3 separate regions of the Mus musculus genome follow, and all the other regions are linked to region 2. Evidence: chromatin loops called from intact Hi-C (ENCODE). Cell type or tissue: left cerebral cortex. All regions are shown on one strand. Each heading gives the region's core, and the rest is flanking DNA. Links, peaks and the distances in the headings are about the cores only.

The links. Hi-C counts contacts between places; a loop is a spot of excess contacts. Peaks named below come from ENCODE experiments on the same cell type or tissue, not always from the same donor. Only the 100,000 strongest peaks of a DNase experiment are listed, where the experiment ranks them.
Region 1: it touches region 2 in a loop (2.2-fold over the local background); 9 of 42 quality-filtered maps call a loop at or near these places.
Region 3: it touches region 2 in a loop (4-fold over the local background); 5 of 42 quality-filtered maps call a loop at or near these places.

Annotation. Positions count from the first base shown.
Region 1 is chr4:139,570,841-139,576,340 of GRCm38, reverse strand. It overlaps Iffo2 (intermediate filament family orphan 2), which reads right to left and starts at 1,621. Exons shown (of 9, transcript NM_001205173.1): 1 at 744-1,621. The coding sequence starts at 1,393. In left cerebral cortex, for the core only: CTCF peaks have their summits at 975, 1,815 and 2,023; DNase peaks (open chromatin) are centred at 544, 885 and 1,854; H3K4me3 peaks cover 1,995 bases; H3K27ac peaks cover 1,823 bases.
Region 2 is chr4:139,487,318-139,492,817 of GRCm38, reverse strand. It overlaps Ubr4 (ubiquitin protein ligase E3 component n-recognin 4), which reads right to left. Exons shown (of 106, transcript NM_001160319.1): 106 at 3,285-3,651. The coding sequence ends at 3,587. Among named protein-coding and RNA genes, the nearest start is that of n-TVaac1, 59 kb to the right of the region's middle. In left cerebral cortex, for the core only: no CTCF peak of the experiment used is centred there; DNase peaks (open chromatin) are centred at 1,963, 2,616 and 4,684; H3K27ac peaks cover 728 bases.
Region 3 is chr4:139,855,764-139,861,263 of GRCm38, reverse strand. No RefSeq gene overlaps it. Among named protein-coding and RNA genes, the nearest start is that of Gm46873, 25 kb to the right of the region's middle. In left cerebral cortex, for the core only: a CTCF peak has its summit at 2,415 (motif pointing right); a DNase peak (open chromatin) is centred at 2,421.

The DNA of each region.
Region 1 (5,500 bases), core at 464-4,463, 84 kb before region 2:
CAGCGGGACCCCATGATCTGGGTCCACTCATTATTCTAACCCGTGAGTATCTCTTCCCTGGGGGGGGGGGTGATTCCTTAGGCTGAATTCATGGGACCTAGCCAATAAACCATGAGATTTGGGAGAGTATGAAGAAGATGATGAATTTCTGAAAGGCCAGTGTCTGGTTTTGATTCTGCAAGCCAGAGATCTTGGCCTTAAAGACCTGGAACAAGATAGGCGACCCCGGGGCCCTAGGGACAGAGCCATCCATCTTCACACGTGAGCTCATTAAATTCAAGGACAAAAAAAAAATGACAATGAGCTAGTTGAGACTGTTTTCTTTACACCTGCTATGGGAAAGGGAATCTACCACCAACATCTCGGGGAATACCTAGGCTAGGAGACACACCAGCCATGACTTCCATCAAAGGATCAAGTCTTGACTTTCACCGCGGATTAGCCAAGCTGCCTTGAGCAAGACACTTGGTACCTCTTCACCTCAGTTTCCTCATCTGCAGTATGGGGACAAGGCTGCCTCACACCGCACTGTCATGTGGACAGAATGAGATCACCACAAATCCGCTGGTTATTACGTCCCTGGGAAACAATGTGCCTGGCCCCAGGGGTCGGCGCCCAGGTATCCCGCGCTCCCTGCGCTCGTTCGCGGATTTAGATGACCTAGTCCTCCCGCAGTTCGCAGCCCATATGCCAGGCCCTGCTGCCGGTTCTGAGAGCGGCGGAGGAGGGGCGCGTCCACTCACCTCCGTTTGTACTCGTCACGCTCGCGCTTCACCTTGGCCAGCACGTTGTAGAGAGCGCGGATCTCTGGCGTGATGGTGTCGATCTGCACGCCTACGCCGTCCGGGTGTACCCACGACACGCCGGGGCCCTGCACAGTCTCCACGCCACCGCCTCCCGTGCGCCGCACCTGCGTGTAGCTCCAGATGGTCCCGGGCAGGCGACCGTAGTGCTGCGGGTGCGAGCCGCCGCCGGGGGGCAGGCCGCCCAGGGCCACCGCGTTGGCGTTGACGCCGGTGGCCGCGCCGAGGGCCTGCCCGCTTCCCGCAGCCGACGGCCGCAGCAGCTCGGGCCCGGTCTGCACGGCCTGCTCGCGGGAGAAGGTCTTGTAGCGCAGCCGCCGATCGCGCTCGCTCTGCTGCTGCTCCAGCTGTTTCTCCAGGAGCCGGTTGCGCCGCTCCAGCTCGTGCACCTTGGCCAAGAAGCAGCGGAAACGCACGTTGAGCCCCTTGAGGAGGTGGATGTTGGAACCCAGATCGTCCCGCAGCGCCGCCGTTACGGGCGAGGGCCCCGGCCCGGCCCCGCCACCCCCGCCGCCGCCTGCGCAGCCGCCGCCCCCCGGCGGGCAGCCGAAGGCCAAGGCCATCTCTCCGAACAGCAGCGAGTTAACCATGCGCCGGCTGCGTGGCTCAGGGCCCCGGGCCCGTGGCTCCAGATGCGGCTCCAGCTCGGGGCCGGGCTCCCGGCGCGGCCGGGCCAGGGCGGGCGCGGGCTCCAGAGCGGCCGGGGTGGTGTTAGGTGCCAGATGCGGCTCCGCTGCGTCGGGAGAGATGGTGGGACGAGCTGGAGGTCGCGGTGGCTGCGTGGGGCTGGTGAGGGGTCCGGTGCCTGCGCCGCGACTGTCAGAGCTGCTGTGGACCGGCCGCAGCAGCGGCTCGCAGAGGACTCTCAGCCGGCGCTGCCCCCTCTGCGGCGAGCCCCGCCCTCTGCAGGCACAGACCACGCCTCCAGGGCCCGCCCTCTGCAGACACAGACCACACCCCCTGCCTAGCTGCTCTCTGCCCTTCCCGGCCCGCCCTCTATAGGCGAAGGCCTTCCTCCCTAGCCTGGACCGCCCTCTGCGGACATAGGCCACGCCCCTCAACCCATTGCAGCGATTTCACCCGCTGAGACTCGGCTCCTAGGTCTCCAGCCCCGGCCACGCCTATCGGCCCTTGGGCTCCGCCCACCCACAAGCTGCGCCACTCGTCTGCGAGGAGCCTTTCGACTACAGCTCAAGCTCCGCCCAGCAACGGCCCAGAAAACCCTCGCCTGCGTGCGGCGCTGCAGGCCTAGCGGGGTTCAGATAATCTAACGCAGTCTGAATGCGAAACTGTACCCGGGAACGCGGCAGAGCCGGGCACCGCAGCCTCTTGAAAAGGTGGACAGCCTGTGGAGACCTCCACTACCAAGTGTGCCAGGCGGGCTTGACTACCTGCTTGCCCTTCCTCCGTGTCCCAAATTTCCCTGCCCCAGATTCTCAGGCATGCGGGTGACTGTGGCCTGCAAAGGTCTGGCAACCATAGTGTGCGAAGATGCATGAAAACCAGCTCCCCTACTCCAGCCTCCGGAGGCCTTGGTCGCCTTCCTGTCCCCTACCAGGCAGGATCAGGGCTTCTCGCAGCCTTTGAGCCTGCTAGTCCACGGCAAACCCAGAAGCGGGGATGTGAGACAAGCTGGGGAAGAGAAAGCAATGAGCCTCCCAACATGCTTGTCCTCACAACCCTGACTAACCATCTCCTGTCACCTATCACCACATTGTCACAGTCGGCGCTGTAGCTGAGCCCTGAGAGCAGAGGGTCTGTCTATCCATCAATTCTCCCGAATGCCTTGCTGCAATATGGAGTACCACCTATTTGGAGGACACTTATTTGGACCCATCCATCTTCCGTCCTTTCAGCCATCTATCCTTCACACCTACCACCCTAAAAACCAGTATTCCCTGCGATCTCCAAGTGTCTCCTGTACCCACTGCAAGCATTAGCTCACAGCAGGCACCTATTTAAGTATTATCCTCATTTTACAGAGAAGGTCGCTGAGACCTGAGCTTTACCACCACCTCAAAACACACTCTACCCAGCCTTCCGAGCTGCTGGCCTTTGGTCCTCACCACAAACTTCCTAAGGGAAGGACCCCACCTTGAATGCCTGTGGCTTACACCGTCAGCTCTTAACCAGATATGTGGTATGTTTTAGATTCTTCCGGCCACATCTTTTTTTCCCCTCTCACCGCCATTGTCTTGTTACTAGCTTATGTGTCCGTCTTGTCTGCTTGTGCGTAAGCTTGCAGGCAGGTACCCTGTCTCACAGGACAAAGCCTTGGTGCTCTTTGTGACAGACGAGAAAGAGTGTGGTGCTCTGGGGTGGTGCTGTGTTGTGAGGTTACTGCTGTGTTTCAGGTTTGGTCTTGTTGCCTTCCCTCGCTCCCTGCCAAATGGACTTAGCTCTGCGCTCCGGCATTCCCTTCTGGTGATCTTTCTCCCCGGAACCCAAGCCTACCTGGTCACTCTCTTAACTTTTAGATCACGGAGTCTTTGATGCTGTCATTATCCACCCTAAAGAACCAAGAACCCTTTGCCTTAAAGTTGTGGCTCTTGGGATCCTGCCTGGACTGAGAATAGAATTCTGAGAGGGCTGAGACACTGGGGTAGACCCACTTTCCACCCTTATGGTCGCTGGTCTTTGAATGCTCATCAATATGTCCTTTGATTCTGAAAGAAGTCTTTGCGATTCTGTCACCCCTAGATATTCCCATATCACGAGAGTTGCTGTAACTCTCCTGAGACCTAAGCTATCAACATTCAGAAAGTCATATAGGGCTTACTGCTATATCTGTTTGCTTGATGTTAGTGTTTGGAATGGAACTCAGGATATCTCAATTGCTAAGCAAGTCCCCTACTACTTAAGCCGTACTCTCAGCCCTTAGTCTTTTTTTCTAAGTGCTTGCTTGTGTGTGTGTGTGTGTGTCTGTGTGTGCTGTGCAAGCACACACATGCCATAACCTCAGTCCTCACCTTCCACCTTACTTGAGGCAGGACCTCTTGTTAGATACTCTGTATGCCAGGCAAGCTGGCCCTGGAGGTTCTGGCAATTCTCCTGTCTCCTCCTATCTTGTTATAGGAACACTTGAACTACAGATGCTTGCCACGGAATTCAGTCTTATATGGGTCCTGGGGATCTGAACTCAGGACCTCATCAAGGGCTCAGCATCAAGGGCTTTACCCACGGAACCATCTCCCAAGCCCCATTATTTAATGTGCTAATAAGGAAATGTATGTATCATGATGCTGCAAACTTGCTTTTTGAATACTTTGATGACTTGCATTTTAAACTGTTTTCGTTGCATGAATTTTGTCTGAATGCAAAAAAAAAGATATACTTTTTGTTTGTTCATTTTCAAGACAGGGTATCATGTAGCCCAGGCTAGCCTTGAACTTGTGATCTTCCAGCCTCATCTCCCAAATGCTGAGATTACAAGCATAGGATCTCAGGCATTGCTTATGAGTCAATGTCCTGTGCAGGCTAGGCAAGCACTCTCCCAACAGCTACATCAAAATGCATCCTTTTGTTTGTTTGTTGACACAGCAGGGTCTTTCTATGTAGACCTAGCTGTCCTGGAACTCTAGATATAGACCAGGCTAGCCTTGAACTCCCAGAGATCGTTCTGTTCTGCATCTGAAATGCTGGAATTAGAGACATGCACCATCATGGGCAGCCCTCATGCTGCAGTCCCATAAATCATTCTAAGCATGGGCTATGGTATTCACCAGATGTCTGAGAAGCCCCTGGCACAGAAGGGGTTAAGGAGCCACACCCCCAAATTAGCTCTGTACAGGCTTTTCCAGAAAAGCTCTGCCCTGCCAAGTTGCCCTAATGGGATCTGAAGCCCTCCTGGGCAGGGACATCCCATGACCCTGGACTCCTGCTTGGACAGTCCTAGAGCAGAAGCTGAGGAGGGTGCCGAAGGGGTGGTCCTGAGTGTGAAGGAGGAGATTGCTCAGTAGAGACTGGATCTGAAGAAGACCACAGAAATAGTATTTGAGGGCTGGTGAGATGGCTCAGTGGTTAAGAGCACCGACTGCTGTTCCGAAGGTCCCAAGTTCAAATCCCAGCAATCACATGGTGGCTCACACCCATCCATAACGAAATCTGATGCCCTCTTCTGGAGTGTCTGAAGACAGCTACAGTGTACTTACATATAATAAATAAATAAATCAAAAAAAAAAAAGAAAGAAAGAAATAGTATTTGAGATTGAAGGGCTCCAACACGGCCATCCCAATGTCTACAAACTACAGAGCTGGGATGACGGGTAATGAGCCACATGTCTCCCGCTCTTTGTGCCTAACAGCCCACCAGGCAGGGGACCCACAGCTTTCTAGTTTGCCTAGAATGTGGGGGTTTTCCTGATGAAGACATTCAGTGCCCAAACCCGAGATCAACTGCCCCACGCTGCAGTCCATATAGAGCTAGATGCTTCCGAAGCCACAGTTCCTGGTCATCCTGACAGGGATGGCTGCCTGTGTTACCGTCATTCTGCACTTGGGTTGGGGTTGCTTGGCTTAAGCAAACGGGGAAAGCCCATCATGCACTGGGAAGCAGCTCCTACATCTCTACCCAGCACCCCCTCTGGTGGCTAAATTCAGCCTACTGCCTCTCATCCCTCCAGGCTTCGATTTCTAGAACATTCTATGATTAGAATGTTCTTCTCCAGTGGCATGAAAGAGTGCAACAAACCATCATG
Region 2 (5,500 bases), core at 688-4,687:
GAGACTGCCCCATCCCTCTGCTCCAAGAAGTCAGGGTCTCCCACAGCCCCTTGGGCTCACGGGAGGGTGTGAGTAATGTGCACTGGGCCTGGGAGCCCAGCATAATACAAGAGTTGAACCAAGGACATTAGGCGACACATGTCAGTTGATTGACAGGAGCACACTGGCTCACTTCTGCAGCCCTACCTCCCTGCCGTTCTCAGGGACAGTCCTAAGTGCTGCACTAGCCCTGTGTGCCCTGTGATAAGGGGGTGGGTACTTAGTCCCTTCCCCCTCTGTCTACTAACTCCAGCCCTAGAAAAAGTGTCTAAGCAAAGGACACAAGCTGTTGGTACAGGGAACTTCTGGGCTGGCCCAAGGAGCCTGGAGTGTAGTGTCATCAGGCTGAGCAGCAGAGGTGGCTCTGTCTGCACATGCCTGGCTCCTAATCCTGGCTCTCTGGGCTTGTTGGGGAGGCCAGAGGATGAGTGGCAGCCAAACACTGGTCAGGGAAGGGAGGTACCCCACCTGAGACAGGAAACAGGCCAGCAGAATGAAAGGAAAGAGAGCAACTGCTAAGGTGACCGAGCTCTGCTGGCCGAGCATGCACACATGCACATGAGTGGTACTTTTGTCCATTCTGAGATTGTGGCTGACCTGGTTCCTAAGGCCCCTACTTTGGCTGTTCATATCTCCTTTACAGCCTGTGTTGCTGCAGTGACAGTGCCTGTCAAAATATCACAATGAGGTGGAAGAGATCCTCACATAAATAGGGCAGGAGCCCTACCCTACAGGGCCCCATGGAGGAAACCATTACCCTTGGGAAACACTACCAGCCTCAAGGTCTCAGGTGACCCAGACCCACCTGTACCCTCACTGTCTCACGGGGGAGGGGAGGGTTCAGACACCAAACAAAACTGGGTCTTCGCTCTTCCCTTCCCTGATATGTCTCCAGGGAGGCTCCTATGGGATGCCTCCAACTTTAAAGAATTAGTGTCCTGGGACCCTGCGATCAGGCAGTGGGAGGGGCCATTTGAGATGGGAAAGGTCCAGTAGCTGAACAGTAGTGGGGGCCCTCCAAGGCTGTGCGTGATAAGGGGGCTGTCTCCCTCTGAGAGGCATCACCACCACCATCCATCTCAATGCTGATGTCAGACAGAATGAAGGCAGAGTCTGGCCCAGCCCCTGACCCTAGTGGGATGTGGACACACAGCCTCCTCCTCCTCCCAAATTGGGTCCTATACTTGGAGAGCTGGAGGCCAGGAAGGACATGAGGATGACGGTACCAGTGGCTTGAGTAGTGTTTAAAAGGAATGGCCTTTCTGTGGACTGACTTCAGACCTCACTAGGCCTAACAGCTGGCCTCAATCCCTTGGGTCCTGTGGCTGAGCAGAGTGGCTCCAGAAAGGAGAGCTTGGCTCGTCTGACGTCCTCCAGTGCTCCTGCCTAGGGGTTGCAGGTATGGGGCGACGTCCACTGCCCAGCCTGTTTTCCATTACCATTCAGACACAGCCAAGGCCCAGCCCTAGGATGCAGCACGGACCTGCAGGGCTACAGTGTTAGCAGCTTTTCTGGGACGGTGCAGAAGCACTGGCAAGTGCTCTTGGGCTTGACAAGGGAATCAAGACAAACGTGGGCTCGGCCCAAGATCCTTGGAGGACTTGTCTTGTGTACTCTTATTGGTAAGGGATGGAGTGCTACTCAAGTTGAACAGAGCAGAGGGTGGTGGCTCCACTGTAGACACACAAGCATGTCTGTCAGCTGTCCTGCAGAAGGCCCTGTCCTGGGGCAGGCTGGCTCCAGACGGCACACAGCAAGCAGCAGAGGGTGTTAAAAGTCTTTTGAGAACTTCAAGAAGGGAAACTACTTCCGACAGAGGTCATCACTGCTGAGCCCATGTTAAAAATGCCCAGGAAGAGGAAGAGCCAGATAGTCAGCTGTGAGAGCGCTCTGTGCTGCCTGGCGTCTCGGCTGACTGGGTGTTGCTTCCCCAGGCAGCTGCAGCTGAATGGCCAGGAGCCAGCCCTGAGTTGTGTTTTGTCTCCGTGGGACACTGTGAGTGCCTGGTTTGATGATGTTTTATCTGCTATTGCTACTTTGTAAGCTCACTCAAAACCAAAAGCTCGGCTCTAGCAGGTTCTTGTCCGGAGAGACTCGTGCTCTGGGGGCTTTGGTCAGCCTTCTGATGGGGCCGCATTAGTAATGGATGATCATAAACATGCCTTGGCCTACAGTGGTCCCCTTGCACTGGCAGCCCCGGCCCCACATGAAGTTGCTCCAGTTTACTAAGTGACAGGACAGTGGCTGACCCTCCCTCAATGTCTAAACTACCTCTCTGGAGTCCAGCAGGACAGACAAGTATGTGTAGGGGGATCCAAAAGAACAATGCCAAGGTCCCCACCTTACTTGCTGAACCCAAGTTATATGAGAAAAAGCTGCAGAATCTAAGCAGCTGGGAAAGCAGCCCTCTTCCAAGGAGATGCTATGTCTTTCCTCCAGGGCAGGCTGGCCCCAGGCTGCATCAGGAAGGGAAGCCTGCCTGGCAGTTCCAGGGCTAACTCAACCCCCAGTTGCTTGTGCTCTGGCCTGCCAGGGCTTTGGGACAGCACCCAAACAAACTGCCTTTGTCTCTCTGTTAGAGCTAAGCACAATACTCTTGCCTTTTGGCTGCAAAGGCTCTGGGGAAGCAACATGGTGCCTTGGTTGTGGAAGTCATCCAAAGGAGACCAGAGGCATCACAGGCCCAGATGGTCTGGTCCAGGGAGCAACCTTGTGAACCAGACATTCAGAGGGGCTGATGTCACCAAAGCCTTTGGTTGATGGGAGTTAGCCAGCTCTTCCTCCCGACAGGCTGTGACTGGGTCAGCCTTTTGCTGAAGTCTGAGAAAGGCTCTCAGGAGCCAGGAGGTGGGGGCAGGTCTCAGAGGTCCAGATACTAAGTTCAGAGGCGCCTCACCTGTCAACTGAGGTCTCAGCAGGCGACTTGGGGTGCAGAACAATGCACAGGCTCTTCCTAGGGCGGTGGGCAGAAGAGCCCTAGCAGTGGACACAGCTATTCTCACTATTCTCACCCTTCCCTGAAGTCTCTCCTCTCTGCCTGGCAGCCAGCAGGAGACTGTCAAATGCTTTCAAGGCCTTTGAAGTAGATGCTGACCAGGGCCTGCTCTGCTGAGCCCTCTTTTGGCTAGGGACAAAAAAACCATCAGACCCCAGAGAACACAATTCAACTCCAGCAGTCTTCCTGGTGTGTCACTGCAAGGCTGTGAGTTCACTGGAAAGCACTGGGCAAGCAGCAGCTAGACCCCTTTCCAATGTGTACTAAGTCATTCATTTATTTCAAGATGTACACACTCAAGCTGGCCGGGACAGCTCACAGCTCCTAGGTACGTATAGGTCCTTCAATGGCTTGAGCTACAGACAACTTCATAGCCTGCGCAGCACACACACACACGTGATAGAACAGGAAGCCTACAGACCCCAAACCACTCCGAGAAAACTGAGGGAGGAGGGGGTGCTAATGCAGCATCCGTGGGGGAAATGAGTGCACACGGAGAGATGAATGAGGGGAGAATGCAAGCTAGCTTCAATCTCATTTCCATGGGGATGGTCAGGGGACTGAGTTCAACAGGTCCTTTAGGAAGCTCTCTGGATCGGTGATTTCTGATAGAAGACCTGGAAAGCAAAGACAGTGTGAGTGGGAGTAGCACAGGGCCCCCAGCCCCACCGAGTCACAGAAGCCTGGTTCACGAATAGGATATACTGTGCCAGCATGCTCTGATGGGATTCCAGCAATGGAGGGGAGGTGACCACTGTGTGACTAATACTCTGCTTGAGAAGTGGGTGCTGCTAGGACAGTGTGGCAGATACCATTTTAAATTCCCTGGAGTGGAGGATTTCCACCTGTCCAGGGGTCACTCAAGGGGCTATAAAATACTGCAACTCCCAAGTTTTTCTTTCTTGTCTTGTTCCTGATCCCAGACTGGCCTCAAACTCACTATGTAGCTGACAACCTCCTTTGAACTTCTGTGCTACTATGCCTGGTATATATGGTGCTGGAGGGACAGAACTCAGTGTTCCATGCATCCCAAGCAAGCAAGCACTCTTCCAGCTGAGCCACACTCCCCTACCCCAGAGTGGTGATGTGCGTGTGTGTGAACATGGTCTTTCTCCATGGCCCTCGCCTTCTTTTCTAAGATTGGTTCTCTCACTGAACCTAAAGCTCACCGGCTGGCTAGACTGGTTGGCCAGCAAGCTCAGCCTGGGATCCTACTAGAGGCAGTTTCCCAGCGCTAGAGTTACACCTGCACCTGGCTTTTCTGGGGATCAGAACTCAGAGCCTCATCCTCAGCCTTTGTCATTTTAAACTGGTCAAAGAAAGGCAAATGCTGATGGTCTTATGGGCTGAAGGTCAGAGCAGGACAGAGGCCTCTGATTCTTCTGGGCTTCGATCCCACCACAGGCTTCCTAAGCAAGCTGCCAGAGCTCAGGGCTCCATTGCTTCAGCTTTCAGAAAGAGACAACAGGGATCCCTCCCTGCCTGCCATGGGGACTAACTGAGGATGGCCTTCCTAGTGGAAGGACCCAGTGCACTCTCTACATCAAGTCCTTGGCCCGGCACCTGACCTCATCACTAGTGCAGAGCAAATACTAAAGCCTCAAGTTAAACTTGAGCATCCGAACACGTCATCCCTCAGAGCATCTGCAGGAACAAATGCAGCCAGGCTGTCTCTCTTGGCTCTGGAAAGTGTTTTGTTCTTGAGTCTGAATAGAGCATACCCAGTGCTCTGGTAGTTTAAAGGTCTGAATTAAGGTTTAAAAGTCTGGCCTTCATGACTCCAGATACATATGTAGCAGAGGATGGCCTTACCTGATAGCAATGGGAAGGGAGGCCCTTGGTCCTGTGGAGGTTTGATGCCCCAGGGTACAGGGATGCTGGAGCAGTGGGGCAGGAGAGGGTGAGTGATGGGTGAGCACCCTCATAGAGGCAAAGGGGAGTGGGGAGAGGGTGGATGTAGATGGGTAACTGGGAAGTGGGATATCATTTGAGATGTAAACGAATGGAATGATTTATTTTTAAAAAAAAAGCGCAAGCCTAGCCTCACAAAAGAGGCTAGAGACTCTATGCCTAGGGCCTGTGCGGGGCGAGGCCTGGGGTGGGTGAGTCCTTCGCCCTGGCTACCTCTTCTCACTGGCTTTGACTTCTGTCGTCATTTCTGCCATCTGTGATGAGCACAGACCTTGGCTGAGGACACAGGTGAGCTCTGTGCTCTTGCTCAAGACTAACTCTGAGGGAAACAGTGAGCTGCCTCAACAGCCAGGCTGGGAAGACACAGTCAGGAGGACTAAGGAGCCATAAAGTAGGAAACAGAGGTGAGCAAGGAGACTACGGCAGCTCAGACAGCAGGGCAGACCCAGAGACACCATCTTAGGCAGAGCGTGCTCAGTGCTTGGAAACCAGAAGGGTACATGCAGACAGGCTCTCGACTAGTGGGTGGGCCTCCTTCCCGAGGATACAAAGGTG
Region 3 (5,500 bases), core at 464-4,463, 370 kb before region 2:
GGAGTGGGGTGGTATCACCTGAACAGCAGGTGAGAATTACTGACCATGTGAGGATATTTTCTACATCCCTTGCCTATTAAAGAACAAGAAAAACTGGTTAAAGTGTGTCTCCCAAATCCCACACAGCTGCCCCTTGGGCCTGCATCTGCTATATGATTTAATATATAGACGTTCATGGCTCCTATATTTACATTGGTCACATGTCTTTACATTACAAATTTCCTCTCTTTGTCTTACTTCTGAGCTCTGTGAGGTCTATCTTTCCATGACTATAACGAAGTATTCAAGACAATCAATATAAAGAGAAAACGTTGACTTGCTTCACAATCAGCAGGATTTGTCTTCCTGATCCAACCTGAATTTTTGTCCTTTGGCTAAGCAAACTAAGCTATTTATTTATATTTCCTGGTATTTCTATTGTCTGTTTCTTATTATTTTTTGTGATGAGGACAGGTTCCAGAGGAGGACTATGGAACCCCCTCTCTTCTTCTCTCTTGCTTCCTGACTGTGAGGTAGATAGCTTTGTTCTTCCATAAACTTGCAGGAAGTTGACAGCCTCCCCATAGGTCCAGAGCCATGTGGCCAGTCAGTCATGGGTGAGGACCTCCAACACTACAAACCAGTATAAAACTTTCCTGTTTGTAAGTTGATTGCCTCAGGTGTTTTGTTACAGTAACGGGAATCCCATCAACACATGCTCACAGGCCGACCCGAGCCAGATCATTTACAATGGAGACCCTCTTCCCAAGTGATTCTAAATTTTGTCAAATTGACAGTTAAAATGCATTTGTCATTCTGGCATGATGGCTCTACGGGTAAAGGTACTTGCCACCAATCCTGTGGCAGTGTTAAAAAGCCATATCCGAGCAAAAAGTAAACCAAGCTGAATAAAATGGTACAGAGCCTGTGATCCCAGCTCTCAAGAGGCTGAGGCAGGAGAATCACAAGATAGGGGCTACTCTGGGATACATAGTAAGACCTTGACTCGAAAAGAATTAATTAAAAGTTTGAGCTGGCAAGATAGTGCAGTAAGTAGAGGTGTTTACTACCAAGCCAGAAGACCTGAATTTGATACCCAGGACCTACATGGCAGAAGACAAGAACCAACTTCTGAAAGTTGTTGATCTCTGGGAATGTATGCGGCATACACACAGATGCATAGATGAGCATACATGCATGTGTGCACACACGCACGCATACACACACACATAATAAATAAATAAATAAATAAATAAATAAATAAATAAATAAATAAATGTAATTAAAAGGAGCTAGCTATAGGCCAGTAGCAGATCTCTTGCTTAGCTGGCCCAGGGTTCTGGGTTCCATCCTCAATACTGAGAGAGGGAAACAGAGAAGAGAGAGAGAGAGAGAGAGAGAGAGAGAAGCAGGAAGGGACAAGTGCTTGCAGAGAGACTTGCCTGTAGAAACAGGAATCCCGGCAGGTGTGATGTGAACGCCTTCAATCCCAGCACTTAAGAGGCAGAAGCAAGTGACCTCTATGAGTTCAAGGCCAGCCTGGTCTATACTGTGAGTTTCAGGACAGCCAGAGCTACTTAGTGAGAGCTTGTCTGAAAGACAGACAGACAGGCAGGCAGGCAGACAGACAGACAGAATTACAGAACACTGCTGCTATGCTAGTTAGTATGAGCTATCAGTTTGGTGCCTGCATTTAGGGCACTCTAGAGCAATGGTTCTCAGCCTTCCTGATGCTGCAACCTTTTAATAAAATTCCTCAGGTTGTGGTGACCCCCAACTGTAAAGTTATTTTCATTGCTACTTCATAACTGTATTTTTGCTAAGGTTATGAATTATAATGTAAATGTCTCTGGTTTCTCAAGGACTCTGGCTAGTCTAACAATGGCTGTGAACGGAAACTCTAAGGATCCAGAAGTTGCTCAATCCACAAGGCTGGATGTCTCAGCTGATCCTTAGTAGATGCTGAAACCTTGAATAAGCAGGCTCTAGGGCCAGGGATGGAATGGACGTGCTGGCAGGGCAAAAGCGCAGGAGCTTCCCTTTTCTATGTCTTACATAGACTTCCAGCAGAAGAAGGCGTGTCTGCCTGCCCCAAGGTCCAGATTAAAGGCCTGTGTCTTCCTACCTCAAAGGTCTGCACTAAAAGAGGCTCCACCCACTTCAAACCAACCCCCTTCCCCCAAAATCCCTCACAGGTGTGCTCTCCATTTCTGGATTGTAGTTCATTAATAGCATTTGCCCGTGGTCAAACAACACCATGAGGTCAGGATAGGCACCATCACTAAGCTGTACAACGAGCGGCGTGGGCAGCCTTTCAGCGGGGGGGGGGGGGGGGGCTGTGTGGGAGGTTTGTGTTGGGACCTCCCCTGGAGCTGGCATCTGGGTCCGGTCTGGATTCCAGAAGGCAGCGGTGAGTGTGGCCACTAGGTGGCAGCATTGTCCTGCAGAGAAGGCAGCAGACGGCATGGTGTGCTGCTGTCCAGGCTCCGCAGAGAGGGGGACTTAGTGAGTCTTCACGTGAGTCTTCACGGATGAGACAGGTATGATTGTGACTCAGAGACTGCCTTCAGCAAACTCCGAGGGCTGGCATCCATGGGACATAGGACGCAAGGTCCATTCAGACCTGAAACCAGGCACAGGCCTTGGCTGGCTCAGATGCCCCATTGGTAAAGATGGGGCTTTTTAACCAGTGGTTCATGCCTTCCAGTATCTAACACATTCAGATGCAGAGCTACCTGAAAAGGGAGTGCTGGGCAGAGAGGCACTCTTGCCTGAAGACCCTTAAAGAGGGGCCGGAACGCTATCCCCATGAGCAGAGGATTGTTGTAGAAATTATTTAATCTCAGTCGGAGGTTTCTACCCTGCCTTGGACCATTCAGTTCCCAGATAAAAGACACAAAACTTTTATATTTTGTTAAGCCTTAATCAGCACTAGAGCTGGGTAAATGTCTACCCTCTAAGCTACTAGGAAATATCTACTTCCCTGTCAATAACCCAGAAATATGGCTTGCCATGTTCCCCGCTCTCACTCCAACTGGCCAGACCTTATGGCCAGTTCTCACGATCCCTTATCCCATGGTGTGTTCTCTCTTGACCTTCTCCCTCTCTCCTCAGACCCCAAGCCCAGGAACCGAAACTCTGCCTACCTGTCTTCTGCCCAGCTATAGGTTGTGGGCATCTCTATTCAACCAATAGTTTTAAATTAAGGGCAAGGTCACATAGCATCACTTGGTGCTCGTGAGGATCTCCTTGTCCCTGAGACAACCAGATTTTGGGGGCCAGTATTTAGCATTACAATGAATGGCAACAGACCAAACCTCAGCAGAGGGAGGTGCCCAGAATGAGCGAAGATGGAATGAGGTGTTGTCGGGTAGCCCTTGTCTGTCTTCACAGCACTTGGAGGCTGAGGTAAGAGGACTGTGAGTTCGTAAGGAGCCTGGGCTGCACAGCAATGCTGCCAGAAGAAAGGGGAAGGGAAGAAAACAGGCAGGCACCAACAAAGGCAAATTATACTGTAATCGCCTGTCTTTATGAACCCTCAGCCAATGGTGCTGTCATTACTCCTAGTTAGAAGAAGGCGGTGCTGGGGCCTGGGAGATGGCTCTGCAGGTAAAGATGTTTGCCAAGAATCTTGAACACCTGAGTAGAAGCAGCCTGTGGGGAGGAGAGAACTGACTCCAGCAAGTTAGCCTCTGACCTTCAACATGCACACTGCAATACCACCACACAAAGGCAGGCACACACATAAATTAATAAATGTAGAAATAGAACACCTTCTAAGGGAGAGAGTACTTCTGTCTCTGCCTCCCACCCTAGACCAATTCAAGTACCAGCAGACCAGTTATTCAAGCACTCAAGGATCTTGAGGGATTCTTGGAGGAGCCCCATGCCCTACGCCATCTGGCCGTCAGTGCCAAGAAGAGCCCATTTCTGCTCAGTGCCATGTTTTCATTCTCCAGAATATGCTAGGTAAACAGGAGGCGGGGGTGGGCACTAGTGAGTGAGTGGATGGATGGATGGATGGATGGATGGATGGATGGATGGATGGATAGATAGATGAATGGGTGGGTGGGTGGGTGGATGGATGGATGGATGGATGCATGGATGGATGGATGGATGGATGGATGGATGGATGGATGGATGGATAGATAGATGGATGGATGAATGGATAGATGGATGGATGGATGGATGGATGATAAGTAAATGCTTCTACCAGATCCTATGACCTCCAATTGATCCTCCTGCCTCAGCTCTGCCAAGCTGAGAAGTATAGGATGGTAGGATAGTCGTCACCTCCCAGGGAAGCATTCTGTTGTCTCTGTCTAAGGCAGCCTTTGAAGGCTCCAGGGGCTTCTCACTCCTGTCTGTGTTGGATGAGGGGGTTTCCATGACACACAGGAACATTGAGGTCCAGGGGAGGTCACCTTGTCTGGGCATCTTTTCTGCTCCACCCAGCAAACAGGCCTTGCCAGATAGGGCCCAGGACAAAGGTTGGGGCACACTTATGCTAAAAATGTATTTGCCATTCACCCAGAATTCACATTTCACTGGGCAATTTGATCTGCTCCATCTGTGATGTGGTTTGCTAAACCTGCATTTTTTTGGTTATGTTTTGTTTGCTAAATCTGGCTGTCCCTCTTGAGACATGCCTGCTCCCCCTCTCTCTTGAGACAGTCGGCTTCCCCCTCGGTCCCCCTCCCCTGTTACCTCTGTCCTTAAGATTCAGAGCAGGTGGGACAGGATGGCACACGCCCCGCGTCTGTGGCTGCTCATTCCCAACCCGAGTGATGCTGGCCTGGACCCCTGGGCCCTGCTCTCCACAGCTGTGAACACACAGCACACATTTGAACAAAGGTCCAAGAAACAAGAGCCGGGAGCCCTTGCCTACCTCAAGGCCCTGGGTTCCAAGGCTGGCAGCACCACAGGAAAAAACAAAAACAAACAAACAAAAAAACCAAATATGTCTGAGAAATAGTCTCTTCCCACAAAGCATCCCTGAAGCTCTCTCTGCAACGTGCTCTCAAGCGCTCTGGATCCTCCAAGGAGAGCCCCATGTTGGAGCAGTTTGTGGGCTCTCCAGTAGGAGAGTCTAGCACAGGCCTGGGGTGTGACCTTGGGTGAATCCTCCCCTGTCTTTGAGCCTCAGTTTCTACATCTGTGCAATAGGAACTACCCTAGTCCAAACCTGCAGGATCCTGGGGTGGGTCTGTGTGAAGGGCAGGAAGCTTTAGTGTGGCTCTCTAGCGTCTTGATGATCACTAGTGAAGGCCCTGCATAGCACAGATCTCAGCATGGCACCGGCATGGTAAAATCCCTCCTGTTGTGACTGAAGTCTAACCCTGGCCAAGCTCCATTAAAGGGGCCCTGTCTCTGGGAGGATCCCTGAAGACACCACACACACACACACACACACACACACACACACACACACACACACACACACAGCCCTACCTGCTGCTGCCTGCCCCACCCCACTCTGAGACTACTGTATGTTGATAGTGTCACTGCGGTCACACTCATG